7 separate regions of the Mus musculus genome follow, and all the other regions are linked to region 1. Evidence: chromatin loops called from intact Hi-C (ENCODE). Cell type or tissue: gastrocnemius. All regions are shown on one strand. Region 1 has its middle 4.5 kb from the start of Crb2. Region 2 overlaps Rabgap1 (RAB GTPase activating protein 1). Region 3 overlaps Rabgap1 (RAB GTPase activating protein 1). Region 4 overlaps Rc3h2 (ring finger and CCCH-type zinc finger domains 2). Region 5 overlaps Rabgap1 (RAB GTPase activating protein 1). Region 6 overlaps Strbp (spermatid perinuclear RNA binding protein). Region 7 holds the start of Strbp (spermatid perinuclear RNA binding protein).

Region 1 (4,000 bases):
TCAGCCCAAACAGATGACAAAGTTTTCATTTTGCCCAACTCTCCCACTCTCCAAAATCACATACAATGGGCAGGCAGCGATAGCTGGCATTGAGCTGAGAGAGAGAGAAACGGAGCCTCTTGCACCTCCGAGCTGCTAGGCACTTGCTAATAACTAGCCCTGGGGCTTTCCAGAGGGCTTGTGGCCTTGGCCTTTGTACAGGAGGCTACTGTTCACTGTTGGGAACTCCCAGGCTCTTGGAGGGGTGAGACAGGGCCAAACTTATCACTCTGACTCAGCCAAAAGAGCTTGGGGTGACCCAGGTGGTACAGCTGTATTCTGATGCTATTGCACACGGCTCTGTGGTCTGCTATGTACATGCACACATGCGCTTGCTTGTGTGAGGTTGCATGCGTGCATGTGAGTGTTTCTGAATGCGTGGTGAGGGGGAGGATATGCCTACGGGTATATCAAGATTGAGTCTTTAGATGTGTCCTGCAGATGTTTCTGGAATTCATGAGTGTCCCATATCATATGTGCCCTGTCTATACAAGTACTGGGGATACTCTGTTAGAGTCACTACATGTCTATGAGCATTTAAGTGTGGGGTGAGATAAGATATACATACATGTTTTTGCACATATGTATGCGAATATGATTAGGTTCATATGTTTGGGCACTCAGAGGTCAGCGTGTGAATGAATAGCACTGAGCCCGCGTCTGTGTGAGGAATGTGTGTGGCTTCTGGGATCTTGAATTACATGTGTGCAGGTGTTTGGAGAGTATTTTCTCTATGTGTCTCTGTGTGTGTGGTGTGACATGGGAGCAGAGATGTGAATGGCGTGGTGTGTCATGTGTGCACGTGAAGGCACGTAGGCAGCCATAAATTGTGTAGAGAGACCCTAGCAAACTTGACAGCCAAGAGTCTTCCATTTCAGGCTGCTACACAGTAGCGTGTGGGTCCCCTCCCTCTAAGCTGCAGCCTTCCTGAGAAACAGGAGCTGTGCTGCCTAGGTAGCGCCAACATGATACATTCCTTCAGTTCAGCTGAGGAGATAGGCCTGCAGGCCCAAGGGCCGGTTCTTTCCAGGTTAGTGAAAAAACCGGCTGGAATTATTTTCGGCTTACATTGTTGCTTCAGTCAGATCGAATAGGAAAGAGTTTCCGATTTCAGCGACTCCATTTGTTACTTTTTTTTTCCATAAAAAATTGAAAAGATTGCTCCGTTTAGATGCAAGTAGAGATGTCAGTCACTCTCCCAAAAGTTTCCCCTGCCACTCTCTCCCCTCCCTCAGCTCCCCCATCCTTTCAGACCTTCTCACAGGGGCTGTCTGCACCCTCCCTCCCTCCTAACTGCCCGTGGGCTGCCATGTGTGTCTTGTCCTAGCTCCACTACCTTAGGTCCTTTCCCTGGACCTCTGTGGCCTCCTTTGCTTGAGGCCACCTCGGCCCTGGCAATCCGTTCTCATGCCTCATGTCTATCCCTCAGGTTAACTGCTTCTTGTCCACCTGTCCGACAGGACACACTGCATTCTAGCACTTCTCTGGCCATCATCAGCCCCTGCAGGCCTGAGAGGGGAGGCTGGGGAAAGCTGGTTCTCCTGCGGGTGGCCGGCACACAGGATGTTAAGCTGCAAGCGCAGGGTTCAGAATCCCAAATGGCATATAACTTCTAGCTTAAACAGCTGAGTTACTGGATTACTGAATCCTGTACTGAGCCTGGATCTGAGACACTTAGCCATGACTCCAAAAACAGCCTGAGCTTCACCAACTCGAGGTTCTCTCACCAGACTGGGCTAGGAGAGTCTGTATTTTCACTTTACCCAGCCCCAAACAGTCACCATTCCTAGACCCGAAATACTGAGAGGTGGGGGCAGGGTATATACAGCAGCTCGTGGGAAACGCCCAACTATGCTTTTTCTGGAACTCGCAGGGAGAGCCCATTCCTCTAGTCTATCCGATGTGGGGCGCTGCAGTCTCTTTCTCTCCCGACAGGGGCAGCAGGACTACTTGGATCTGACCCTGAGGCGACCTTGGTGAGTCAGTCCACAGCGAGAAGGATAGAAAGGGAAGCTGTAAATTTGCCTGCAACGCTCGACCTCTGCTTACCTCCACCTTACTCCAGGAAGGCCAATCCCCACATGCAAATCCCACTGAAGAATAAAGAGTCTATTGAAGGTACCTCGGGGAAAAGTGTAGCCTGTGCTGTCTTGAAGCGCCCTCTGGTGGCTAAATAGGGACCTGCAGTTTGTCCTTTATCTTTGTCATCTTCCTCTAGTCAACCCTTGTCCCGCCTGCCCCTACCCCCTTCATCATGATTTACCTAGCAGAACTCTTGGTTCTGCTCCTTCCGTCTCCATCTCCCCAGCCCTCGAAGGCATCCAATGTCTCAACCCAGACGTCTCCCAGTTTCTCTTGGTCCTACCGTACAACACATCTTCCACAATCTTTCCATTCTAATTGACCACGCCATTTCCAGCTTTATCCTTTACCTCGGCTCCCCCTAGTGGCCCTAGGACCAAATTTAATTTCTTTGGTACCTTCAGGCTCTGCACCAACAGTCTCACTCTTTTTTTTTTTTAAGATTTATTTATTTATTTAAGATTTATTTATTTATTATATGTAAGTACACTGTAGCTGTCTTCAGACACACCAGAAGAGGGAGTCTGATCTCATTACAGATGGTTGTAAGCCACCATGTGGTTGCTGGTATTTGAACTCTGGACCTTCAGAAGAGCAGTCGGGTGCTCTTACCCACTGAGCCATCTCACCAGCCCCAGTCCCACTCTTTTAACCCCATTCTTATCTTACTCTGCTTTTGGGCAATGCTGGTGTCCTCAGACTCTGTCATTACTGACATTCGCCCAGCCTAAATTTTATCCAGCTGTAGCTTCTGCTTCTTCACTTGAAAAACTCCTATTCATACTTCATGGTTCCAAGTCCCATGGAAAATTGTCCCCAGAGAGTTTGTCTCTGTCCTTGAGGCTCCATGGGCTCTCAGTCAGTACCTTCCTGCTCTGTCGGTATGTCTGTCTTCTTCACCAGATGAGAGAGTTCTCTGCAAGAGTGACTAACTGAGTGATTCTCACTGGAGCCTTGACAGGTGTGTCTACACTGGTGACTGCAGTCCATGCAAGGCCTGTGGAGGCTCTGACCGAGTCTGGATGTGGATCTGAACTCTTCCCTGGGGTGGTGACTCTAGAACCCAGCAGCAAAACATCAGCAGGGTGTCAGCAGTTCATCATGGTGACCTGTCATTTGAGCTGGGGTGGGTGCTTCTGGAAGCAACCCCTACCCTCATCTTTGTCACCTTCACTGGAGGAGGAAGGAGAGCTGCGAGGTAGGGAAGGAGACCACTGGCACAGCTTGGCTTTGGCTAACCATGGGCTTAGGGTTAACAGACAAAATAGACAACATTTCCAGTTGGAAAAACCCCTCCAGCAGCTGGCACAGAACCCAATCTTGAATTTCTAATCCTCCTGCCTCCGCCTCCGAAGCGCTTCGGTCACAGATGTGCACCACCACACCCTGCTTATGTGTCAGGAGTAGAAGCCAGGGCTTCAGCCATGCTAGGTAAGCCCTCTTCTGAATGTAGCCCTTTGCTGGGTCTTTTGTTGATCATGAGACATGGGTGCCTCTGGCTGTGAGTGGGGTTTAGACTCAGGGTGAATTGTTTGTAGGACAGCCCACAGACCACCCAACTTAGTAATTGCCCATGGACCTTTCATATGAAGTGCTATTTCAAATGATAAATGAAAAATATTTTATGTTTTTTAGTATTTTTCTTGCGTCATGTGGAGGCCAGAGTGCTGGATCCTCTAGAACTGGCTTTTTAACCCATTAATTGTGAGCTGCCATTTGCACGCTGGGAATTGATCCCAAATCATTTGGGAGAGCAGCCAGTGCTCTTAACCACTGAGCCATCTCTTCTGCCCCTGGAGTGATATTTTTGATGGGCAGTGCTCAGAGCATCAAGTGGCTTGCCTAGGGATAGGGAGTATTAGCTGGACAGTGGTGGCAC
Region 2 (4,000 bases), 290 kb before region 1:
CGGATACTTTACAGTTTTGCCACCGCCTTCCGCCGCTCTGCCAAGCAGACCCCACTCTCAGCCACAGCTGCACCACAGACTCCTGACAGCGACATCTTTACCTTCTCTGTGTCTTTAGAAATAAAAGAAGATGATGGTAAAGGTTATTTTAGGTAGGCCATCTCAAATTATTTATTTTGCTTAATTTTAGTATACTATTATTTGTGGTACAGAAGAAACTAGGTCAGACTAGATATATTTGATACTTAAAATGATTACTTCTACAGGGAATACGTTTATGCAGTAATAAAGGGAGAAAAGAAAGATTTACTTTAATTTTTTTCTTTTTGTTTTTAGAGACAGGTTTTTCTTGTAGCCCAGTCTGACCTCGAACGCACAGAGATCCACCTGCCTCTTCCTCCCATATGCTAAGATTAAAGACATGTGCCACCACTGCCTGGCTACAGTGTTAATGTTTAAAGCATTAGAAAAGTTCATCTTATGACTATCTTTTATTTTAAGTCAGAATGGTTGACTGACAGCTGATAAAAATTAGGACTCAAGGTGGCCAAAGTTAGGTAGACTACATTTATAGCGATATTGGTATCTTAGTTAGGGTTACAATTGCTGTGGTGGAAGTCAAAACAGGAACTCAAACAAGGCCAAAACCTGAAAGCAGAAGCTGATGCAGAGGCCATGGAAGGGTGCTGCTTACTGGCTTGTTCCTCATGTTTACCCAGCCTGCTTTCTAAATAGAACCCGGGACTACCAGCCCTGGGATGACACCACCCACAATGGACTGTACCTTTTTCCATAAATCACTAAAGAAAATATCCTACAAGCTTGCCTACAGCAGATTTTATGGAGCCATTGTCTTAACTGAGGTTTCCTTATACAGCTTCAACTCATGTCAAGTTGGCATGAAACTGTCCAGCACAATTTGTCTTGCTTTTTTTGTTAGTTTGGTTGTCTGATTTTTATTTAAAGAGCTTTTTGACATCCAGTTTTACCATTAAAGTTTGTCTAAACACATAAAAAGGGAAATAATGGGCTTTGTCCCAAGTCGAGCCTTCTATATACAGTTAAAAAAAAAAAAACCCTACGATTGGTGTTCATCTCTCATTATTTCATTTTACTAATTCACTCATTTATCCTTTGAAACTGGAAATCATTGTGTAGCTTAGAACTCAGAATATAAGCTAACACTTGGGAGGCAGAAGCAGGAGGATGGCTGAGTTTGAGGCCAGCCTAACAGCCAGGTCTACAGAGTGACTTCAGGGCAGTCAGGGCTAATCAGAGAAAGCTTGTCTGAAAAACCAATGGGGATCAAAAAACAATAGCAACACCAGCAACAAAATCACCTCAGAATGAAGCTCCAGCCGGCCACAGATTCACAGTAGCCCTCCAGTCTTAGCTTCCCAGCCGCTGATAGTATAGGTCTGAGCTGCCATGCCTGGCTGGTTTGGTTTTTTAAGTGAAATATTTCTTTGAATAATAGGAAGGACCCTGAAATAAACATTAAAACTTTTGTTTAATTGTTGCTAATTTTAACAGTGTGGCCATTTTGAAGTTCCTTTACCTCTCCAGTCTATAATTCCCTTATTTGTAAGATGCAGTGGCTACACACAAATCCTTTGTGTCTAAATGTTTGCAAGATGACTGGATTTTTTCCCATATAGCTCATATCATAAAATGAGTGGTCATAATTAATAATCATATGTACATATGTCTTCCTCATAACATGGGCAAAATCAAATTATGAGAAAATATATGATCTCTAAAAATCACTTTCCAGTAAAAAAAATAGTAGCTGACTAGTTTTGTCTGAAACTAGTGTCTGTTTGGAATTGCAGTGCCACCTGGTGGCCAGTTTTATTATTAGAAAAAAGAAATCAGTCTTACATTGTTATAATTATTACCAAGCAACTTGTAAAAATTTACCCCTGAGAAACTTTCAAAATGATTGGTTCAGGTTGGTTGCCTGGCTGTTTACTTGCCTGCTTGATTAATTGATTTGGTCTCATTTAACGTTACAAGCAACTCAACCAGATAGAATTGTGCCTCAGCTTCCCAAGTCTTGATCATCTTTCTTTAAGGTATACAGTGAGGATTAAATGTAAAGGTAACATAGCTAACAGGACAAGAAGTACAAATTGGCCCCCAATGTTCAATAGAGTGAATTCCCACTGGTTACACTTTCCATTTTGCTTCCAATTAATGCAGACCAAATAGTTCTGCGTCAGGTGACTTTACTGAGTTTGTATTGTTATTTGGCACTGAAGATTGAACCCAAGGCATATTTGGCAAGCACTGAGTTGTATTGTTCAACTCAGAAGTTGAACCCAAGGCAACTTCTGAGTTGTAATTTACTCAGCTCATTGCTGTTTCAAACTGCTGAGAGAGTTATGTTTACTTATACTTAACTATCCTTAGACTATAAAAGACTAAGTTAGGGGCTGGAGAGACAGCTCTGAGGCTTAAAACCTCTGCCTCTCCAAAAGTCTGTGTTCAATTTACAGTAGCCACATGGTGGCTCACAACCTTCCATAATGAGACCTGGTACCCTCTTCTGACATGGAAGCATACATACAGGCAGAACACTATATACATAGTAAATATTTTTTAAAATGAGAGGGACTAAGGTACATAAGGACAGATGAAAATGAGGCCTGTTTGCCAGAAATACTTAACAGTTTGGAGTATGAAATTTTTCTTTGAACATGTTTATCATTTGAAGATTCCTTTGCTAGAATTCTTTGCTTTGTAATAAAAGTATTAGAGAATATTAGATTGGCAACTAACACAAATGCACAGCACATCAAGGGAGTATCTAAGTGATAAATACTTAACAGTGTTCAGCTACTCATTATTTTATCTACCAATAGTCCCATTGGTGTTAAGTTAGTGTTTTACAGTGATAAGAGTTCCTGCATCATGGCTGGTCACCTCTGTCACTGTTACCTTTGAAAAAAGTGCCCCTAGAGCTAGAGAATAGATGGTACATTTGGTGATTAATTTTGTAAAGTGGCTTTTTCATCTTTATTAAGCTGGTATTTATTAGCTCCTTTCCTTGTTTTAATAATAACAACATTAGTATTAATAACACAAGGTCAGCACTACCTAAGATTAGTAACTTGTCATGGCTAGGCAATAAGATTAGTAACTTGTCATGGCTAGGCAATAAGAAATTGGTCACATTTTTTTCATCCTGTTATTCACATTCAGTTCTAGTTTCTTTCTTGCTATTACTTGTAAACCAGAGGAAAGAATCAGAAATTTAAGGTCTTTGTTACCACTGTATCTGACAAGATAATTGTTAGCAACATTAATGAAATATGCTGGCCTTCTTACAGTGCTGTTCCCAAAGACAAGGACAGGCAATGCTTTAAACTTCGACAAGGAATTGATAAGAAGATTGTTATCTGTGTGCAGCAAACAGCTAACAAAGAACTTGCCATTGAAAGGTAAACATATTTTTTTATGTTTAGTGTAAATATGAGTTTTGTTTTTTAATCTGTCTAGTAGAGTAGTCATACACTTTATTAGAATTTTACTTACAGAGTATATTGACTCTTGGTAATTATTTTGTGCTTTTTGCAGTGTTTCTTACTCTCAAAATCACTCTGATAAATCTTTAGTTATTACTGCTGATCTCTAGTATGTGATAATAAAAGAAAAAAATTGCTTAGCTCAGGTAAAGATGATTATGATGACAATATTGGTTTAAGTTATATTCTTAGTTTTATTACAAGTTTATGTCAGTTCTCTCTCTCTCTCTCTTTTTTTTTTTTTTAAACAGGTGCTTTGGTCTTCTCCTTAGCCCAGGAAAAGATGTCCGAAACAGTGATATGCACTTGCTGGATTTGGTGAGATTTTGTTGTTGTTGTTGTTGTGGGCTCTTTTGGTTGTGGTTGGTTTTTATTAGAAATCTATAAACTACTTCTATCTTGTTTGTCTATTGATTTACCTTATCACATTAGACTCAAAACATGTCTTATATATAAACACTTATATAAAAGTG
Region 3 (4,000 bases), 260 kb before region 1:
AATCTTATATGGAAACAACATACAGAAAGGACATGATCTTCAAAAGAAAATGTTATGTACAACATAAACAGAATTGTAGGCCTAAGAAGTCAATCTCAAGAATAGTTGCCAGGCAGTGTTGGCAAATGCCTTTAATACCAGCACGTGGGAGGCAGAGGCAGTAGGGTTTCTGAGTTCGAGGCCAGCCTGGTCTACAAAGTGAGTTCCAGGACAGCCAGGGCTATACAGAGAAACCTTGTCTGGAAAAACAAAACAAAATAAAACAAAAGAATAGTTGAAGGCCCTTTGTTGAATGTGCCTGACAGATCACAGTGGGAGTTATAAAGGAGTGGTAGAACCATCTGTGTCTTTTTATCTGATATACAGCTTTTGAGGCAGGTTCCAGGAGAGAGTCTGTTTGTGCCACCCTCTCTAGGGCTCAGGGAACACTGCAGAAGAGGAGGGTGGGAAGGGATGGACTTCAGTGTCTTCCAGGCAAATTGTAGCTCTTGAACTCTCAGCAGCTGAGAGTTGGACCATCTGCCCAAGACTTGCACATGATTGTGGCCTTATGAATTCATTTTATCAGGTAGGAAGAGACAAGGTCCTACCCCTTCTTGTATCTATAACAGTTAAAGATCACTGTGGCAGAGACATGTTTTTTTCAGTGATGCAGTCACTAGCACTAGCTAGTGGCCCAGCTCCTGAAAATAACCCTCCACTTTTGCTTCTGTGAGTGACCCTACCTTAATTTGTTGGTTTACAGGAAGAAAAAAATTTATGGTAGTTGAAAGACCATAGTAGTTGAGAAGAGAAAAGAAGTCAACAGGAATAAGAGTGGGGAAGAAGAAAGGACAATGGGAGGATGAATATGTGTATGAAAATGTTATATATTATAATGTCATTATGTATAATTCATACATGCTCACATACCTACAAAACAAAAGTATTACAGTCGAAAAAGTTCTCTCCTTATTAAAGGTTAAGAGTCACTGGGTACTGGCGATGCATGCCTTTAATCCCAGCACTCAGGAGGCAGAGGCAGGGGAAATCTCTTGAGTTTAAGGCCAGCCCAGTCTACAGAGTGAGCTCCAGGGCAACCAGGGCTACACAGAGAAACCCTGTTTCAGAAACACACCCCACCACCACCACCACCACCACCCCCGGCCACACACACACACAACAAAACAAAACAAAACCAATAATCTTTGGTTCAGGGTCTTCCTGTGCTGTTGTCTGGTTAAATGAAAAATCAAGAGCTACCGAAAGTGTAGCATACACAGTTGCACACAGTGCATAAAGCTTGGTAGTAATGAGATGGTGTCCCTGGCTTATATATTTATTGTACTTTTATGATTGTTTTAGAGTGTGTTCTTTGTACTTATAAAATCTTGTGCCATGTATTGATAGCTCACTCCTGTAATCCCAACACTACATATGTAGAGGCAGGAGCAATTCAAGTTAATCCTTAACTACATAGTAAGTTTTGAAGCTAGTCTTAGTATGGCCTCCCTATCTCAATCTCTACTCTGCATAAAGTAATAAAACCTCAAAAGAAAAAAAAAAAAGAAGAAGAAATGTTAAATGTTTCCAAGGCTTTCTTCTTTTCTTTTCTTTTCTTTTTTCTTTTCTTTTTTTCCCATGGAATCCATTGTATAAAATATGCACTTGAAGGTTGTTTTGTTTATTGATTTTGTTTTTTTTTTTTTTTTTTTTTTGAGACAGAGTCTCACTATGTAGCCTTTGCTAGCCTGAACTTGACCTGTACACCAGGCTGGCCTTACAGAAATCAACCTACTTCTGCTTCCCAAGTTCTGGGACTAAACTACCACACCAGAACAAGCACTTGAAGAGTCCTCCTGGTCTCAGGAAGTGATCCCCTCAGGCTGCTTCACTGCTTCTTGTCTTATCGCTGTGTTTGAATCTGGTAGCATGTCAGCTGGAGCTGGGCATGAAAGGAAAAGAAGGCACTTTCCAATTTGCAGCTCCCAGAACCTGCCTTAGTGCCTTCTGTCTTTAGCTGTGTTTTTTTAAAATATCTTATATTTTATGTCAGTATCTCTTACTGTTCCTTTTGATTTAATGTTTAGTTTTCAAAATTTATAGGAAAAGTGCCTCTACAGTAAATTCACTTTATAATTAGAAACTAGTGGGTCACATCACACGCTGATGTTCTCCTTCCCACCTACTCGTTCCTTTTTACTGTGTGTCTGTCTCCTTTTCTGTGCTGAACAAAGCCATGTGTAAGGCTTTGCTACAGTTACAAACTTATATCCAGACCCTAAACTAGCAGCACTTATATGTCACTAGTATTTTATCTCTAAGTTGCATGTGCAGTAGACGCCATGAAGGCCCATCCACATCTCAAGTAAGTCTGGAAATAGAATGCACCAATGACAGCGTCATCACTGAGCAGATTGTTTCCTTTTTAAATAAAATTCTCTCTCTGGAACTTGATAGGCAAGGACTGAAATCATGGGAAGGTACCTCTGGGCACTCAGTGGTGAAAAGTTGTCTGTTGAGCAGGAAGCACATGGAGGTAGGAAGCCTGAGCTCTGACCTAGAGTTCTCACTCTTCCATTTATAAACTCTGTGAGGTTCTTCACCTTGGACCAGTCATTGGGATATCAAATGTCTGTGGTTTCTATAGTTTTGGATTCTATATGCACAGATTTAACCATCAGTGATAGAGATCTATCAACTTTTCTTTCTTATCATTATTTCCCAAATAATAAAATCTAACAAATATTTGCTTAACATTTACTTTGTATTATATATTGTAAGTAATTTACAAAGAATTGATGTGTACAGGAGTGCCATATATAAATACTTCTTCCTCCCTCAGTGCTAGAGATTGAACTCAGGATCTTGGTCAAGGTAGGCAAGCATTCTACCATATTCCTCATTTTCCTGCTGTACCATTTTATATTAGGGATTTAGCATCCATGAATTTTATATTCAATAGAGGTCCTGGGACCAATTTTCTATGGATACTAAGATGTCATTCAGGCTCCTCCTCCCTGAAATATCTCATGATCAGCCTGTGATCACAACCATAGATCCTAGGAGAGGATGCCAGAACAGCCAGGAGCAAAAGAAACCTCAGGCAAGCACCATGAGAACTGACTCCCTGGCAGCTTCAGTGAGACAGCTCATTTTAGTGTGGGGAGCAAAGGGTATTTAAACCTTTGAGGGGTGAGTAGGGACCACCAGGCTTAGTGGACATCATTGTCAGGGGCCAGGGTGCTGGGGAGGCCTCATTAACATTAGTAGGAATTTCAGGTGCTGCTAGGCATGACCTTATAAGGCAACAGGAAATTAAAGCTATGTGACCACCCCCACATATCTTTGTGAAAACATTTCCATTCCATCTGTCAAATCATGGCTAAGAAGTTCCAGGGTTTCCTGCATTCCAAGAATGTTGATATATTGTCTTGACCATTTTGAAGTTGTTAGTGGGTTTGTTTTTTTGTTTTGTTTCCTTTTGTTTAACCCACAGAAGTTTTATGTCATTTAGCCTGGTCTAAAAGCTTGGGATCAGAACTGTTTCTGACTTGTTTTCTGTTTCCTGGTGGTGGTGGTGATGGTTTTGTCTGTCTTGGTTTGATTTGGTTTGGATTATGTTGACTTATCAGTTAAACCACCACGATAGGAAATTTGAAGTGCTCTGAAACCTTAGGCTATTGCAAGACTTTTAGCACTTCCTTCTAGGTCCTGAACTTTAAGAATAGGAATGCATACCTAGTTATTGCAGCTTCATTTAAAAGCTTTTGAAACCTAAAAACAATTTTTATTGTATTTGGCAGGTTTTTTTTAAAAAAAAAAAAAAAAAAAAGGATTGTCTCTGTTTCAATCATCTATAAACAAAATTTCATGAGAGTTTTAGAAAAAAGTACATAACAACTGAATTCAGATGACATTGAAGGTTTCTCATCTAAGCTTTCTAAAAGGTCTTTAGGTTGTAGTCTGGGTAGAGTGTGGGATTGTGGTGCTGCAGGTGCTGGGAGGAGCTCTGTTCAAT
Region 4 (4,000 bases), 390 kb before region 1:
AATCTGCATGGAACACAGAAAAACAGTTTAGAAAGGCAGAAAATAAGCCAGACAAGGTGGTACACATCTGCAATCCCAGCACTCAGGAGGCTAAGGCAGAAGCACTGCCACAGCTATGCTTTGAGGCCAGCTGGGATATAGTGAGAACCTGTCTCAAAAAACTAAAAAAAAAAAAAAAAGAAAGAAAGAAAGAAAGAAAATTTAAAAATCAGAATATAAATATGTACTATTTAAAATGGCAATGTATTTTTTCCCACTAGCCAAAAATTCTACTTAAACCATTTCATTCTCATATTATTAAGTTTTCTACCTCAGAGGTTAGGAATAAACAGTACATGGTAAAAAAAATTCCTTGGTATTAGTAAAATGGCTTACCTGATACGCTGATGGGCTTAGTTGCACTTCCTTGGGAAGCAGTTGCCTGGACGGGATCTGTTGTATGGTAACCTGTTCGGGAGGATCGGGAAATTGCACCCCATTTTGAGATAATGGGTCCGTCACTAAAGGGAATAATTGGGTCTTCTTCTTTTGTCCTTCTCTGAGCTTCAAATAAATGCACTCTTCTCTTTACATCCCCACTGTCCAGGTCCTACACAGACCAAAAAATACCCATGAAAGAGCTGCTGACGATTGCTGTAGCTAAAGATAAAGTATGTTCTCAAAACACATAATTAGGTTTTTCTGGTCAACTTTATACTAACTTTAGATCTCAATGGTATATAACAACTATATTAAACTACCAAACTACGGTTAAATAATTTAAACATTACATAAAATTAGTTTTGTTGAAATATTACCCTGATACTTACAGGTAAGTTATACATAGCCAGAATATGAAAGACTAAAGTATTCATTTAAAAACTTCAGATACCAACATTATCTTCCCTACCTCCACCACCCCCTTCCCCAATCAAGCAAATCATACCATCAATACAGCATTTGAATTAGCAATTACGTCTTTGGGCTCCGAATCAATGGCATTTATACAAGAGCCTATGGTACCACAAGACCAGGGAGAATAATGGGAAAGATGGTCTTCCTCAAATTTTGCGCCACTCACACTCTCAGAGAACTGATTAAAAAAAGAAGGGGGGAAAGAAGGTAAATTAGTATGAAACCTAACTTTACAAGCTTGTAAACTAACTAATACTAAGTAACTATCATACAATTAAAGGATCATGTAGTTAATAAGTAAACTCTTTCCCATAACTAAATAACAGTTGGGTATGTTGGCTCACTTCCGTAACAAACATCATTTGGTAGTCTAAGGCATGGAGTTCAAGGTCAACTGGGATATATATTTGAGTTCCACTCCAGCCTGGCTGCACAAAGCAAAACTTCTCTCAAAATGAATGAAGCAAATAAATAAAGAAATCAGCTCTAAGCAATAATATCCATATATAATAGAAAATATCACAGCTTTTTTCCCTTTGTCTCATAAGTTATTTATTCTATACCTTTTTTCACTTTGGTCCTATTAAGTGATCTTTAATTTTTTTAAAAAATTTAAATGTTAATTATTTATTATATATGTACACAAGTGTCATTATGTGTGAATAGAAGCCAGAAGACAACCTGTAGGAGTTGGTTCTCTCCCTCTACCATGCGAGTCCCAGAAAACTGCTGCTGCAAGCACCCCTACTTCCTAAGATGTCTTACTGATTTAGTTCTCTTACAAAATTCCTGACCAGTACTATCAAAATCAATTAACAATGACACACTAACATGGTGTAATATACTTGGGAACAATGAGAAAAAATAAACACAAAACGGTTCATGTCTAAAAGTGATCTGTAACTCTCGAGAAAAGATCATGTAGCAAAAAAAGGAACATAATAAATCATACAGTATTAAATAGTAAAAGGAATTTAATGGCAGCTCTGAAGCTAAGAAAGGAAAAGAACAGATGTGAAAGGAAATAAGGCAATATAGTAATATTAACAGGACCCAAAAGTAAGAATCATTAAATCTAGTTTACTAATTATAGAGATAGGGAAACTGAGGAAAAGTCAAACATTTTGTCCTAATTAATGCAATTTGCCAATAGAAGAGCTGAATATCAGAGAAATACTTATTTCTTAAAGTATGCTGCATAAAACAGTGAAAATATATCTTCCTATTAAATGATATCTCTATCAATCATTGCCATGCTGTTTACCTGATTTGAGGCAGTCTTAGTTTAGTGAGATGAATATGAATAAGTTAAAAATGCAGTGTTTTATGACACACTCATGAACACAAGTACGAATCTAATCATGGTAGTTTCACTTAACACGTGTACATGCAGCACTAGGAAGGCTAATGCAGGAGAATTACTATGCATCTGAGGACATCCTGGGCTACCTAGTGAAACACAAAATTAGGAGACTGGAGAAATGGCTGAGCAGTTACATGTGCTTGCTGTTGTTGCTATTCCAGAGTACCTGTTTGGTTTCTACCACAGGGGGGCAGCAAACAACCTTCTCTAACTCCAGGCAATGTGGGCATCAGTACATTTGGCATATACCCACGCCCTCTCCCCACCCTGCTCTCTCTCATTCACATACACAAGCACAAACACACAAATATTAGAAAGTAAAAGTAAATCATAAACAACCAAACCAAACCAAATAAAACCCAACAAATTAAATTAAAAACAAATATGTATGTATACTTAGGACTGTAACAAAACAACCCAGTGGCAAGAAGTACAAATGAAACAAATCTGAACAAGTTGATAATTATGGAAATGATATGATAATTATGTGCAATTTATTGTGAGTCTACAATTTTGTATGTCTGAAGCTTTTCCTAATAAAAGGTATTTTACAAACTGTGGGTTTTTTTTTTTTTGTTGTTTTTGTTTTTGTTTTTGTACTGGAAACACTAGGGGTCAGGAATAAATCAGAGAATGTGTGTGTGTTAAAAAATTTTTCTCCAGCCAGATGATGGTGGCACACACCTTTTAAGAATTCCTGTACTTGGGAGGCAGAGGCAGGCAGATCCAGGCCAGTCTGGTCTACAAAGATAGTTCCAGGACAGTCAGGGTTACACAGTGAAATGCTGTCTTAAAAATAAATAAAGGGTTTTTTTTTTTCTATAAATATATTGTATTTAGAGAAATGAAACACACACATAACATACATTAAAAGAGACAGGTAGAATAGAAATCATTCTGTCATAGCCTTGTTTTCTTGTTTTGTTATAACAAGAATAATTAACAGAAATATAAATAGCAGAAGTAATACAGCAGGCGTTTCTCTACTTCTTATGAAACAGAAAAAAAAATTAGAATTCAAATAGCAGCTTCTTATAAGCAGAAAGATCTTACTTAAGTAATTACATAACCTCCCTGAGTTATAACCTATAAGATATGGATAATACTCAACCTCTAAGGTTTTTTTTTTTTTTTTTTTTTTTTTTGGTGTTTTTGAGACAGGGTTTCTCTGTGTAGTCCTGGCTGTCCTGGAACTCACTTTGTAGACCAGGCTAGCCTCGAACTCAGAAATCCGCCTGCCTCTGCCTCCTGAGTGCTGGGATTAAAGGCGTGCGCCACCATGCCCGGCTAACCTCTAAGGTTTTGTAAAAATTAAATAAAATAGCATTTTTAAAAGTAGTTACTAGGTATATGGTAGGTATAGATATGATTTTGAAGCATGCACCAATCAGGGGTTAGAGTGAAGCTCAGTGGTAGAGGATACTCAAGGCTCTAGGTTTGGACTTAGCCTAAAACCAAAACACAAACATAACAATAGAAATAGGAAATATTAAAGTCTATGCTGCAAAGCTTTTGAAATCCTGGTAGTGAACTCTTACCTTGAGACTCTCCTAACATTTAGCCATAGTCTACACACTGTTTACCAAACTAAATTAAACTCCATATAAAACTATTCCAAAATATCCAAAGTTGCCTTAGTTAAAGCTGTTTGACCATTAGGTTAAATAAAACCTTTCTTACATCCGATCGGAAGTCTACACTGAATAGAGGAGAAGGTGGTGTTGGTGACTGTGTGGCCACAGG
Region 5 (4,000 bases), 210 kb before region 1:
TCAGATTGAGTTTACAAAAACTAAGTAAGAGCTGTTTTGCTGCAAACCAGCTGCCCAGGTTGGATGTTCTTTCCTCAGTCAGTCAGAGACAACTGCTTGACAGGTCACCATAGTCAGTTATACACTTCTTTGAGGAGACAGAAAATTAGAAATTATTTGTTTAGAAACATGATTGTGTGAGCCATGTCTCTCTATTCTACAGGTCTTGGAGACCTACTTTGAAGCTTAACTCTTAAAGACTGTCATTTCCATTTGATTTGTTATTTATGTCCATAACTGACTTTTTTCCTCCTGCTGCAGCGGGAAAATAGGCGGCTGCAAGAAGCTAACATGAGGTTGGAACAGGAAAACGATGACTTAGCTCATGAACTAGTCACCAGCAAAATTGCATTGCGGAAGGACCTGGATAATGTGAGTGTGACAGATCTGAAGAGAAAGTTCATACTAAGGACATTTGATCCCTCCTTTGAAGTTTAGTGTTGACTACTGTAGATTCTTTCAGCCCTTCCCTTAGGATTCCTCTCATTTGTCAGCCTTTCTTTCAAAGAAACCATGACCCCTTTCACAGATCACAAAATGGGAGCAAAGCAAGTTAACACGTAGGTTGCCCAGCTAGTCACAGAGCACACCCATCACAGTGAAAACCCAGATGGCCTGAGTTCAATGCTTACACTCTAAGCAGAAATACTGCCAAATAGGACTCACGAGCACCTGGACAGCAGATACTCTTCCAAACCATTACTGAAGGTGAAGAAGGTAGGGTACTCTCACATTCTTTTGACTTCAGAGACTCAGTTTTTAAAAGAAGTTCTTTTTATTATTTCCTCACATCTCAACCCTATCACTTTTGTTGTCCTTCTGCCTCTTTGTGCTTTTGTTTACACAGCTGTAGAGAAATTTCCAAGTCACTTAACTCCTTGGTGACCCCAGAACAGCTTTCTCCTCTGTGCATAGGTTGACAACTGGAAGTAACATTGGGGCTATGAGGAGAGGGAACCTATAAAAGGTCCATGACATGGGGCTGACAGACCATGTCTCAGTCCTCTGAAGCATGGTTGCTCCTCTGCCTTGAGACTATATGTCATTAAAACAAAAAAAGCAGAACAGCTAGGTCCAGCACGTGGCTAGACTTCATTTCACTTCTCAGCTTCTTTGCCAAATATCAGCTGACTCTGCATGGGTTGGTCTAATTGACATTCTAGCTCCCACATCCTTATGCCAGGACTACAGTGTCTTGATTACAGAGCTTTATAATGAATCTTAAAATTAAGTTATTATGGCATCTGGGTTTGTTTTTAAACCTCACTTGGCTGTTTTGATGGAGACTTTTACAGAAATGCAAAGGACTTAAAGTCATAGATGCCTTCTGGGATTTTAAACAAGGTTTCGTGGAATCTGTCAATTCTCAGAGAGATTGGACATGTGAACAGCCTCTGAGCCCCTGCCCATGGCATGTCACCTTTGTGTTAACATTCCTTCAGCTCCTCTCAGCACCACTTTGAGGTTTTCAGTTCACAGACTTGCCCATTTTAGTCTCTTATAAATGGTGTACTCTTAATTGTACTTTCCAGTCATTAGTAATGGAAAATGGTTCTGTGCAGTATTTTGTAGACTCTGACCTTGCCAAAATCTGTGACTACTCTAGTTGGGATACATTTTTGTTTGTTTCATTTTTGTTTTTGTTTGTTTTGTTTTTTAAGATTTCCACATACACTATTATATTTCTGAATGAAGACTGTAACTTCAGACTCTTCTGTCTTTTCCACTGCCATCCACACTTCCCAAGGCCTTTAGACCAATCTTAGGTAGAGAACAGGTAGAATGGCATCATTTGTTAGTTCTCCAGGCCATTATTTTGTTTTTTGTTTTGTTTTTGTTGTTGTTGTTTTGTTTGGTTTTGTTTGTTTGTTTGTTTGTTTGTTTGTTTCGAGACAGGGTTTCTCTGTGTAGCCCTGGCTGTCCTGGAACTCATTTTGTAGACCAGGCTGGCCTCAAACTCAGAAATCTGCCTGCCTCTGCCTCCCAAGTGCTGGGATTAAGGGTGTGCGCCACCACGCCCGGCTTTCTTCAGGCCATTATAATAGTGAGGACTGAACCTGAGGCTTCACATGTGCCAGCCTGGCACTCCACTGGTGAACTGCAGCTGAGCTTTCATTTTCTTATTTTGAGATAGGGGTCTTACTAAATTGTTCACGCAGGCTTATGATCTAATGAACTTAGTCATGAGGCTTACAACTTAATTTTCAGGAAATTATGAGTTGATGTCCTGGTTAATGGAGCTATACCAATTAGAGAATGTCTGATTCTTCAGGTGACAACTGCTAGAATTCATTTGGATTTGTTTTGAAGATAGTCTCACTGTGATTAATTAAGTTGGACCTGGCTAATCTGGTACTTGTAAAATTGCCAGGGCTAGCCTGGAATTTAAGGTGATTCCCATGGGTCTATTCCCCCAAATGCTGGGCTTAGAGGTGTACACCACCTAGATGTTCTTTTTATCAAATTGTCTTCCCACACCTTGTTCTTGATGGCCAAGTGTGTATCTGAAGATGCTGGGGCTTCTTTGCTGATGTTTGTACATCTCTAGCAGTGTCCCCTTTACACTTCTGATACTGGGATATGCCCACCTCCACCCTACCTCTGTTTACCAGCACAGCTGATCTTTCCAAAGCCAGCTTTTTTTTTCTACTTATTTTTCTGTAGTATTTGTTCTGTTAATATCTATTTTGAGTTATTTCTTCCTACTTTGGGAGAGATTTAGTTTGTACATTTTTTTACTATCTTGAAGATTTTTATAATTTACTGAAAAGCTTTTTAAAAATCAGCATCAGAAATTCTGGATAGGCAGTGTTTTTATGACAGCCATGTTAGCTATTTATCTATTTTACTTCCAACTCTATGGAGTATGGTTTAACATCATGGGAGCATCCACATCTATTTCCACTGTTTCTCCTTTGTTGTGAACACAAGTCCTCAATGCTCAATTATATCCAGATAGGAATTGCTTTTCTGTCCTGTTTTGCTTTTTTTTTTTTTTTCTTTGCTGCATCATTTGATATTTGCTTGGTCTTCTGTCACCTTATAGACTATTCTGACTTCCTTCTCTCTGCCCCAATTTCTGCTGCCTCAGCCACCCAGGACCCTAACCTTTGCAGACGTTCTCTGCTTGACACTCTTGACAGAAGCCCCAGTAATAGGAGAATGTAGATGGTTTCTTTTCTCCTCCATTGTTTCCCAGATACTGTTCAGAATTCTGGTTAGAGTAGAAAGGTGAATCTGCTTCCTATTTACCCCCAGATGACTGGAAGTAGAAGCCTAGATTTATGTATGTTATCCCTAGGTATTCTCATCTCAGTTGCTTATATAAATAAGAATGACTGTAGCAAATGGACTATAGCTGGGGCAGTCCAGTAGGCTGTGTGTGCCTTCCCATTGACAGTGCTGAGAGCCAGCAAGAGTGGAACTGGAGCAAGTACTGCAGAGTCTAGACTGAGACATCAGGAGAGACTCCCTCACCTTGCTCCTGTGGAAGCAAAGCTTCCAGCTGGATCAGCTTTCCCCTCGATGACCCACTTTTGGAGTCAGCCTCTTATGAGCCACCTACTCCGTGGCACTGATAATGGGCACAAGTCACAGTGCTCAAGTGCAAGTGCTATCTATCACCTGTGCTCTCTTACTGTTTCCTTGTGTTCTGCTGTCTTCATTTTACTTATGATTGCCTCTTGAGTTTGCAATGGAGGAATAAGTAGTGAACTATCCTCAGTGCCTGCACATTCTGCAAGTAGTCAGCAGTTGTTTTAAGTTTGTTCATGCCATGCCTGTCTCGGTTCCATGTGTGAAGGCCCAAGAATACAATGAATAGCTAGCTCAGCCCTAGCTACAGTACTTGTCTAAGTGATGTCAACACTGCTTAATATCAGAGAAGCAGGGGAAAGTTGTCCAGGAAGGGACAAAAAAAAAAAAAAAAAAAGACTATCCCTAGCTCCCTAGCTTCCTTGAT
Region 6 (4,000 bases), 130 kb before region 1:
AATGATATAACCATATAATCCTTGGGCTTTCATAAACTATCCAAAATCATAAATTGAATATTAGACATTAAGTATATAATTAAATAAATCATATAAAGCAATTTTTTTCCTTGCTCTTTTTTCTTTTCTTTTTTTGCGGGGGATGGAGGTGGAGAATGGATTCAAGAAAAGATTTCTGTGTGTAGCTCTGGCTGTCCTGAAACTTGCTTTGTTAGCCTTGAACTCAGAACCAGCCTCTGCCTCCCAAGTGCTGGGATTAAAGGTGTACGCCACCACACTGAGCACAAGGAATTTCTTAACAAACAAGCTTAATATATATTAACTGACATAAAATAGAATGAGGAAAATAATACGAGTTATGCTCTAATAAAACTCAGTTATTTATTTTTAAAATACCACTTTATTATTAAATACTTCAAAAAAAAGCAAGAAAAAGAAACTCATTACACTAATATTGAACAAAAGTCAAAGAAAGAAAAGAATACACCATGAATGAAACACCCAGAAGTGAAATGAACAACAAAAACTGTTCAAATCATTTTGCCAATGGGAGTGGAGGGGACATTAAAGTTATGTATTAGAGGGATAGAGAGATGAGTTTATTATAGAGTGCTGACCACACAAGCAAGAAGACTCATGTTTGATCCCAGTACTCACATAAAATAGACAGGGCTGGAGACCTGGCTCAGGGGTTAACAGTACTTGCTGCTCTGGCAGAGGACAAGGGTTCAGCACCCAGCACACAGAGTGGCACACAACCATCAGTAACTCCAGGTCCAGGGCACCTAATACCTTCTTCTAGTTCCTCAGGCATCACATATATGGTGCACACAACATAAAATACAAATAACAGGCACAGTAGTGTATGTCTAGAATCCCTGAACTGGGAAAAATGGGTACAGATAGATGCCCAGGGGCTTGATGGCCAGCCTGCCTGCCTCTCCTGATAGAAAACCCCAGATCACATCAAGAGATTCTGTCCCAAAAAGCAAGGTGAAGAGTTTTTGAGGAAGAATACATCAAATACTCCTCTGATCTCCACATGTAAGTGCTTGCACGGACACAGATACATACAGATACACACACACACACACACACACAAAACAATTGGATCTGGAAAGATTAACAGTTGTTAAATCACTGACTGTTCTTCCAGAGGACCAGAGTTCACTTCCCAACACCCACCTAGCTGCTCACACATTTCTATAACTCCAGTTAAGGGGATCTGACACCCTCAAACAAACATAAATGTAGGCAAAATACTAATGCACATAAAGTGAAAGTAAATAGGTTTTTTAAAGATATCTATTAAAAAATTAAAATGTTCAATTTTAAGATCTATCAAAAGTCAAAAATATAATGAGTTTGGTCTAGACTATCTTCAAGCACTAACTTCAAAGATTACTGGGTTTGTCATCCTCTGCCTCCTTTGTTCAAAGAAGTTCTAAAATCACCCTGGAAAACAGTAGAGAGAAAAAGGTGTATTTCCATCTCAATTAAGATAGTAAATAACTCCTAGTCGGTCATCAATGGGAGGAGAGGCCTTTGGTCCTATGAAGGCTCTAAGCCCCAGTGTAGGGGAATACCAGGGCCAGGAAGCAGGAGTGGTGGTTTGGTGAGCGGGGTGGGGGTGGGGGGGTGGGGTGTTTAGGGGACAGGGGATAGGTTTGCGGAGGAGAAACCAGGAAAGGAGATAACATTTGAAATGTAAATAAAGAAAATGATCTAATAAAAAAAATAGTAAATAACTGAACAGTTCCTATAGTAACTGTTCAGAAAAGGTATTTAGCCTGCAAGAAAGGTCCTACTAGAGATTATTTTACACACATACACACACAAAAAAACTAAGTGTAGTAAGAAATATATGAACACTAAAAATTATTTTTGAAATATTACAATAATAATACACGTGTGATTTGATATACACTTAGAGGGAAATGTGTGTACATGTATATAACTTATTCTTAACATCACTGGAAAATTAAGATTACCACTTTCCAATGAAACATACCTTTACCCAGATACAGAAAATTTATTGTTAGAAAGCTATGACTATTTTAAATGGAAATACATGTCTCATAATATCCACCCCTGGCTGTTCAAGTCTCTTTCATCTCTTCTAGCTTAACCCTTAAAAGACCTCAGAATCATTTTAGTCTTTGCTATCCTGGAAAGCACAAAGTTCCTAAAATTTGAGGTGGTCTGCAAAAACCAATATTTTTCTCTTGGAATTTTCCCTTGAAGATTTACTAGATTAACAGTAACATTTTAAAGAAAGAAGGGAACTACCCTTTTTTTAAGATTTATTTATTATTATAAATAAGTACACTGTAGCTGTCTTCAGACAGACCAGAAGAGGGCATCAGATCTCATTATGAGTGGTTGTGAGCCACCATGTGGTTGCTGGAATTTGAACTCAGGACCTTCAGAAGAGCAGCCACTGCTCTTACCAACTGAGCCATCTCACCGACCCAACAGTAATATTTTAAAACTGTGGTGCTTAGAAATAAAGATCCTCACTTGAAAAAGAAATCAAGTTCAACCTGCATAGAGAAAGCACTAGTGTGTAGACAGAACTGTATCAAATCTGCTGTATCTTCCATGCCACAAAAATGTAAACTGTATCAAATCTGCTGTATCTTCAAAGCCAAAAAATGATCCCAGATGGGTGGGGTCGTAACAAGCATTTTTTTAAACCCAGCACTCAGCAAGTCAGAGATTGTAAGCATCTCACCCTAATTGTATACTAAGTTATACATAAGAGAATATTACTCAAGAAGTACTAAGTTATATCATTTGCAAGAACATGGATGGGACCATAGAGCATCATGTAGGGCAAAGCCACAAGACAAATCATATGTGCATTTCATTTTTTAAGGTTTTACTTATTTTTACTTGTGTGTATGAATGGTTTGCCTGAGTGTATATATGTCAACACCATGTATGCATTACCCATGGAAGCTAAAAGAGAGCATCAGATCACCTGGAACTAGAGTTACAGATAGTTGTGCTGGAAACTAACCTAGATTCTCTGAAAAGGAGCAACTGTTATTAACCACTGAGCCAACTCTCCAGTCCCAAACCTCCATGACCTCTTTCTTATAAGATTCTAAACTTTAAAAAAAAGGGGGGGGGACAACTTAAAAAAGGAGGCTAGATAGTTGAGTGTCTTAAAGATGCTTGCTGCCATGGCTGACAACCTGAATTCAAGCCTCAGAACCTACATAGTAGAAAACTAAGGTTTGCAAGTTGTCTTTTGCATTTCACAACAAGCAAATAAATGCATAGTTGAGGAAGGAGTTATTTGTTTGTTTGTTTTTAAGACTTAAAACCAACAGCCAGATTATTTGGGAAAGGACAAGAAGAGAGAGAATAGCAAAAGAAGGAAATAGATAGATGAATAGGATAAAAGTACATGGTCGATATGGATCAGAATGACCCAATAAAATCTAATAGTTTATACAATGAATATACACGGGTTTTTGTCTTTTTAAACTTTATTTTTAAAACTTAAAAAAAAGGGCTGGAGACATGGCTCAGCAATTAATAACACTGACTTCTAGAAGTACTGAGTTCAATTCCCAGCAACCACACTGTGGGCTCACAACATCTATAATGGAAGTTATAGATCCATTGATCATGGTGTCTCTTTACAGCAACAAAAACCCTAACTAAAACATAAGATGAAAAATTATCAAGAAGCTACAATCCAATTAATTACAAGTAACACATAACTGAAATGAAAGACAATGTCAGCTTCCTAATCAGTGGTGCACACATCTCTAGGATAGATGAGCAAGGTTAGATTTAGATTAACTAGAGCACAAAAGTATGACATCATTAAAACTTTTTAAACTCAACCCAATGTGAAATTTGGAAACTAAACAGGAATAGTGACTTCTCATAAACTTAGCAGGTAGGTGACTTTAACTATGACTTGCAAGAAGATTCAACAAGTCAAACTGTTTGGCATGCTAGCTTCACAGGCTGAGTTCAGAGT
Region 7 (4,000 bases), 70 kb before region 1:
GAAACAGAGCTTACTATAAAACAGTCTCAAGGCAGTTTCCTTAATCTTCCCAATCAATCAATCAGTCTCTGTCTCTTTCTCTCTCTCTCTCTCTCTCTCTCTCTCTCTCTCTCTCTCACACACACACACACACACACACACACACACACACACACACACACAAATTCTAACATAAGCTACAGATCACTAAAGGAGACAAGGCACTGAAATGTTGGTTCAAAATCCTGAAGTTTAATTCCCATGTACCTGGCAAGCTGATGGTAGACTTACATCCACCCAACTCCAGAAGTGTCTTCTCTCATTTAAAGCTAACATTACATACACCATCAAAGCAAACCAAAATACATAAGAACCTAAAGGCCTCAGCTAAAGTTTACTTCAATTACTTGGTTAAAAAAAGAGCTGACAATCCAGTGTTGGTTATTAACATTTTAAAGGTTAGAATCCAAAGGCTCTATTTCTCCCACTTTTAGAAGCTTACATTATATTTGTCAGCCTGTAGCATGAGACTCTGATATTACATCATCCAGCACCCAAATACTGTCCCAGGAAGCTTCTGGGTACCTGAGACACAACATATCAACTGCATATTCTCTTGAGCTCTTGATGTTACTGGCCTCTGGGACCTGCTTTCAGGAAGCTTCACAAAGACATCTACTATGCACCTACTGCAATTCCATTTCCTTTACCTTTTGGGTGTATTCTTCACAATGTATAGCCACATGTCTACTCAGTCAACAGAGCTAAGTGAATACACACCACATACTGCCCAATTTGAAAGTAGGTGGTCAGCTCTTCCTTATTCCTTTCCCATTCACTTGCTGTAAAACTAAAAGTGGGGCTCATCACCTCTTTGATCCTAAAAAAATTAACTTTAAAATATTATATGCAGGGAGGAGGGGAGGGGGGAGGGGAGGGGGGACTTTTGGGATAGCATTGGAAATGTAAATGAAGAAAATAACTAATTAAAAAAAATTTTAAAAAAAGATATTGTATGCAATTGAAAGTCCTTTATTCTCTGTTAATCAGTCTAGGATCCACATCCTGTGTCCACTGTCCCAAATTTCTAGTTCCTCTAAGCCTGAAAATAATCCTCCCTAGTTTTCTCCTCCCATTGGACATCTGCACTCTACCCTTTATTATCTCTCAGTGACTTAATTTTGGACCCTTTACTGTCTTTTGGGTTTGTTGTTGTTGCTTGTTTGCTTGTCTTTGTTTTGTTTTTCAAGACAGTGTTTCTCTGTGTGGCCCTGGCTCTCCTATAACTGACTAGGCTGGCCTCTAACTCAGAGCTCTACCTGCCTCTGCCTCTCAAGCACTGAGATTAAAGGCAACCACCTTTAATGTCTTAACACTGTAAAACTCCAATCTTTCCTCACACTTCCACACCTTGAATCTTCCAAAATCTTAATTAAGTAACCTACTTCTGAACCCTCTCTGACAGTCATTTCCTGCTTTAAACATGAGCATCCTACTTCCCTCAGCACACCAACTCCATACAACTGTCCTTCTAGCTACAGCCATAAACCCATAAACACCTCTCCTTTCCTTCAGTATAAGTACTATTCCTTTACATTTTCTACTACAAAATACCCTTTCTTCTGTCCCCTGCCTACTCCTTTCATTTCCTCTACATCCTACTACTGATTTCCCTTCAAACATACCCCCTACATCCTACTACTGATTTCCCTTCAAACATACCCCCGCTTCCATCTTCCTCCTCATTCCCAACTTCTCTCCACACCTCCTGCCCTGGGAATATTTCCATTTACACACACACACACCTTACCTACCACTCCCATATTTCCTCTCCCTCCCTTCTGCTCACCACCCCACTCTCCATCCTGCCACACACCCCATCCCTTTCCAGGGTGCTCCCAACCTCAAGGTTTCCTCTTCTGCTGGTGCCCACTAGAATTTCTCACACAAACACCCTCCGCTTCACTCACTTCTGCTGCCCTTTTACTGCTACACACACCTCCTGCCTTGACATCTCTCTCCACCCAACCTAAAACCTCCACATAACCTCCTTATCCCCATTTCTCTCCCAAAGCCCTCAAACTCAGTACCTGTGTAAACCACTCCTCCTCCCACTTGCTCTATCCTCCTCTACCCTGAATACAGAACCAAGCCATTTTCCCCAAGCCTGTCAACCCCTTCCTGTCTCCTTCCATACTTCCCAGCCAGATACTCACTAGGGAACTCCTGACGTCCTGGGCGCACACACACAGACAGACATCTCCTGCCTGAATACCCTCAATTTCAACCGCCACCATTTGAGAGAACCCCCTCCTCTGACACTCCTTCCCTCCATCTTTTGGGGCTCAGCCTGCTCGCCACACTCCCAGCTACGGACCCCTCCTCCGCCATTTCCCTTCAGGCGTCCGGTGGCCTTCCCGCTGCCTGCCCCATTCTCTGCCCCTCACAAGCAGCGCTAACCAGGGCATCTGCTCCTTCCATTTCTGCCTAGAGGTGCCCATCTTGTCCCTCCCTCCACCACCTCACTTGCCCCTGCCCGCCCCAAATCCCCCTACACACCCATCCGAATCCCCAAACGGAACGTCCTCCTTCCCTCTCGAGCCCGACCTAGGCCCCCATGGGTCCCCCAGGCGTGCCCTTGAGGCCCTGGTCACCGTGGGGCCGGGTCCCTCAACGCTCCCTTACACCCAAATCTGCCCACACCCTGTGCCCGCCCCCCGAGCCTCTCCCCAGCTCTTGCCCGCAACGTCCTCCAGCACCTGCCCCGAGTCCGGAACCCTCCCACCTCCCCAGAGCTGGCGCCCCGCACGCTGCCCACGCCCTCGGGAGGTTCAGGGCCGGGACCCGCGACCCCGACCCCGAAAGCAAGCAAGGCGACCCGCAGTCCTGACGCGGACCGGCCGGGTACCGCGGCGGCGACCACAAAGCTCAAGCCGCGGGGCTGGGATTGCGCCGCGCTCCTCGCCTCAGCAGCCGCCGCCGCTGCTAAGGACGCACAACAAACAATGCGGGGCCCGGGCAGCCTCCGCCAACTGCCTCAACCGCCGCCTCAACCGCCGCCCGCCCGGGACGGCCCGCCGCGCAGGCGCCGGCCCCGCCGCAGCCTACCCGCGCCGCCGCGCTCCGCCCGCGTCCGCTCCCCGCTCCCGCTCCGCCGCCGCCGCCACCTCGTCCGCCCGCGTCTCCGGCTCCTCAGCACAGCGGCGGCGGCTGCGGCGGCTGCTGCCTTGGTGGCGCTCGCGGATCCGAGCTCGGCTTCGGCAGCGACCGCGGCGGCGGCGGCAAGCACGTGACGCCGCCGAGCACGCCCATTGGCCGATCCAGGGGGCGGGGCCCGCGGCTGCTGGGGAACGGAAAGCCCGCCCCATCGCCCTCCGCGCGCCCCCTGCACGCGCGCTCTGCCGCACCTGAGAGCTCCGGCCAGCGCCCGCCGCCGCCGCGCCGCGCTGTCGCCTGCGTCAACTGCGCACCTGGGAGCGCGCAGGGCGCTCAGGCCCGCGGCCGCCGCCTGCACCTGCGAGACCGCTTACGTAAACTGCGTCCCGCCCACCTCGCGGCGCCTAGCCCGGGCCGCAAACCGTACCTGAGCCCCGCTGTGCCTGCGGCGGTAAGCGTTGCTGGGCGGAGGCCAACTGCTGAAAAGAGCTAAGCGCGCATTAACTTCGTAACTGCAGGTTCTGAGAGCTGCTCCCGGCCGCAATGAGAGCCGGCTTCCCCAGGTTCTGCGTCCCGGTGCGGGATGCTTCTCCAGCTCCAGCCTCGGCCTTTACGCTAACGGAGTAAGCGCCGCAATGCCTCCCGGGTGGAGGAGGGGCAGGCAGTACCTTGGCTGAGTAAGAGACTCCGATCCCTCCTTGATTCGCTCCCCCTCCCACTTGCCGGTTGTGTGACCTTGGCCAAGTTACCGAACCGCTCGAGCTTCAGTTTCCACTTCACAAAAACTAAAACTGTAATTCCTATTTAAGAGCCGTTGAGCAGATGGCATAAAACAATAGATATGAATTTTCCTGGCACATAGCAA

Evidence for each region. Hi-C counts contacts between places; a loop is a spot of excess contacts. Peaks named below come from ENCODE experiments on the same cell type or tissue, not always from the same donor. Only the 100,000 strongest peaks of a DNase experiment are listed, where the experiment ranks them.
Region 2: it touches region 1 in a loop (4-fold over the local background); 7 of 42 quality-filtered maps call a loop at or near these places.
Region 3: it touches region 1 in a loop (4-fold over the local background); 12 of 42 quality-filtered maps call a loop at or near these places.
Region 4: a loop joins it to region 1, with 3 times the contacts of the local background. A loop is called at or near these places in 13 of 42 quality-filtered maps.
Region 5: it touches region 1 in a loop (3-fold over the local background); 8 of 42 quality-filtered maps call a loop at or near these places.
Region 6: it touches region 1 in a loop (9-fold over the local background); 11 of 42 quality-filtered maps call a loop at or near these places.
Region 7: a loop joins it to region 1, with 6 times the contacts of the local background. A loop is called at or near these places in 17 of 42 quality-filtered maps.

Annotation. Positions count from the first base shown.
Region 1 is chr2:37,769,743-37,773,742 of GRCm38, forward strand. No RefSeq gene overlaps it. Among named protein-coding and RNA genes, the nearest start is that of Crb2, 4.5 kb to the right of the region's middle. In gastrocnemius, CTCF peaks have their summits at 2,200 (motif pointing left) and 2,469 (motif pointing left); DNase peaks (open chromatin) are centred at 1,983, 2,216 and 2,450; H3K4me3 peaks cover 743 bases; H3K27ac peaks cover 804 bases.
Region 2 is chr2:37,483,734-37,487,733 of GRCm38, forward strand. Rabgap1 (RAB GTPase activating protein 1) reads left to right here. Exons shown (of 26, transcript NM_146121.2): 6 at 1-152; 7 at 3,333-3,443; 8 at 3,779-3,845. Among named protein-coding and RNA genes, the nearest start is that of Gpr21, 31 kb to the right of the region's middle. In gastrocnemius, a CTCF peak has its summit at 1,842 (motif pointing left); no DNase peak of the experiment used is centred here.
Region 3 is chr2:37,510,273-37,514,272 of GRCm38, forward strand. All of the region lies in intron 13 of Rabgap1 (RAB GTPase activating protein 1), which reads left to right. Among named protein-coding and RNA genes, the nearest start is that of Gpr21, 4.4 kb to the right of the region's middle. In gastrocnemius, no CTCF peak of the experiment used is centred here; no DNase peak of the experiment used is centred here.
Region 4 is chr2:37,377,933-37,381,932 of GRCm38, forward strand. It overlaps Rc3h2 (ring finger and CCCH-type zinc finger domains 2), which reads right to left. Exons shown (of 22, transcript NM_001100591.1): 14 at 3,938-4,000; 15 at 926-1,072; 16 at 376-589; 17 at 1-3. Among named protein-coding and RNA genes, the nearest start is that of Snord90, 20 kb to the right of the region's middle. In gastrocnemius, a CTCF peak has its summit at 2,443 (motif pointing right); a DNase peak (open chromatin) is centred at 2,462.
Region 5 is chr2:37,555,896-37,559,895 of GRCm38, forward strand. Rabgap1 (RAB GTPase activating protein 1) reads left to right here. Exons shown (of 26, transcript NM_146121.2): 21 at 301-411. Among named protein-coding and RNA genes, the nearest start is that of Gpr21, 41 kb to the left of the region's middle. In gastrocnemius, no CTCF peak of the experiment used is centred here; no DNase peak of the experiment used is centred here.
Region 6 is chr2:37,636,394-37,640,393 of GRCm38, forward strand. The region is part of intron 4 of Strbp (spermatid perinuclear RNA binding protein); the gene reads right to left. Among named protein-coding and RNA genes, the nearest start is that of Mir5128, 50 kb to the right of the region's middle. In gastrocnemius, a CTCF peak has its summit at 2,335 (motif pointing right); no DNase peak of the experiment used is centred here.
Region 7 is chr2:37,700,105-37,704,104 of GRCm38, forward strand. Strbp (spermatid perinuclear RNA binding protein) reads right to left here and starts at 3,241. Exons shown (of 18, transcript NM_001379315.1): 1 at 3,088-3,241. In gastrocnemius, a CTCF peak has its summit at 3,201; DNase peaks (open chromatin) are centred at 1,894, 2,432, 3,344 and 3,745; H3K4me3 peaks cover 2,253 bases; H3K27ac peaks cover 1,941 bases.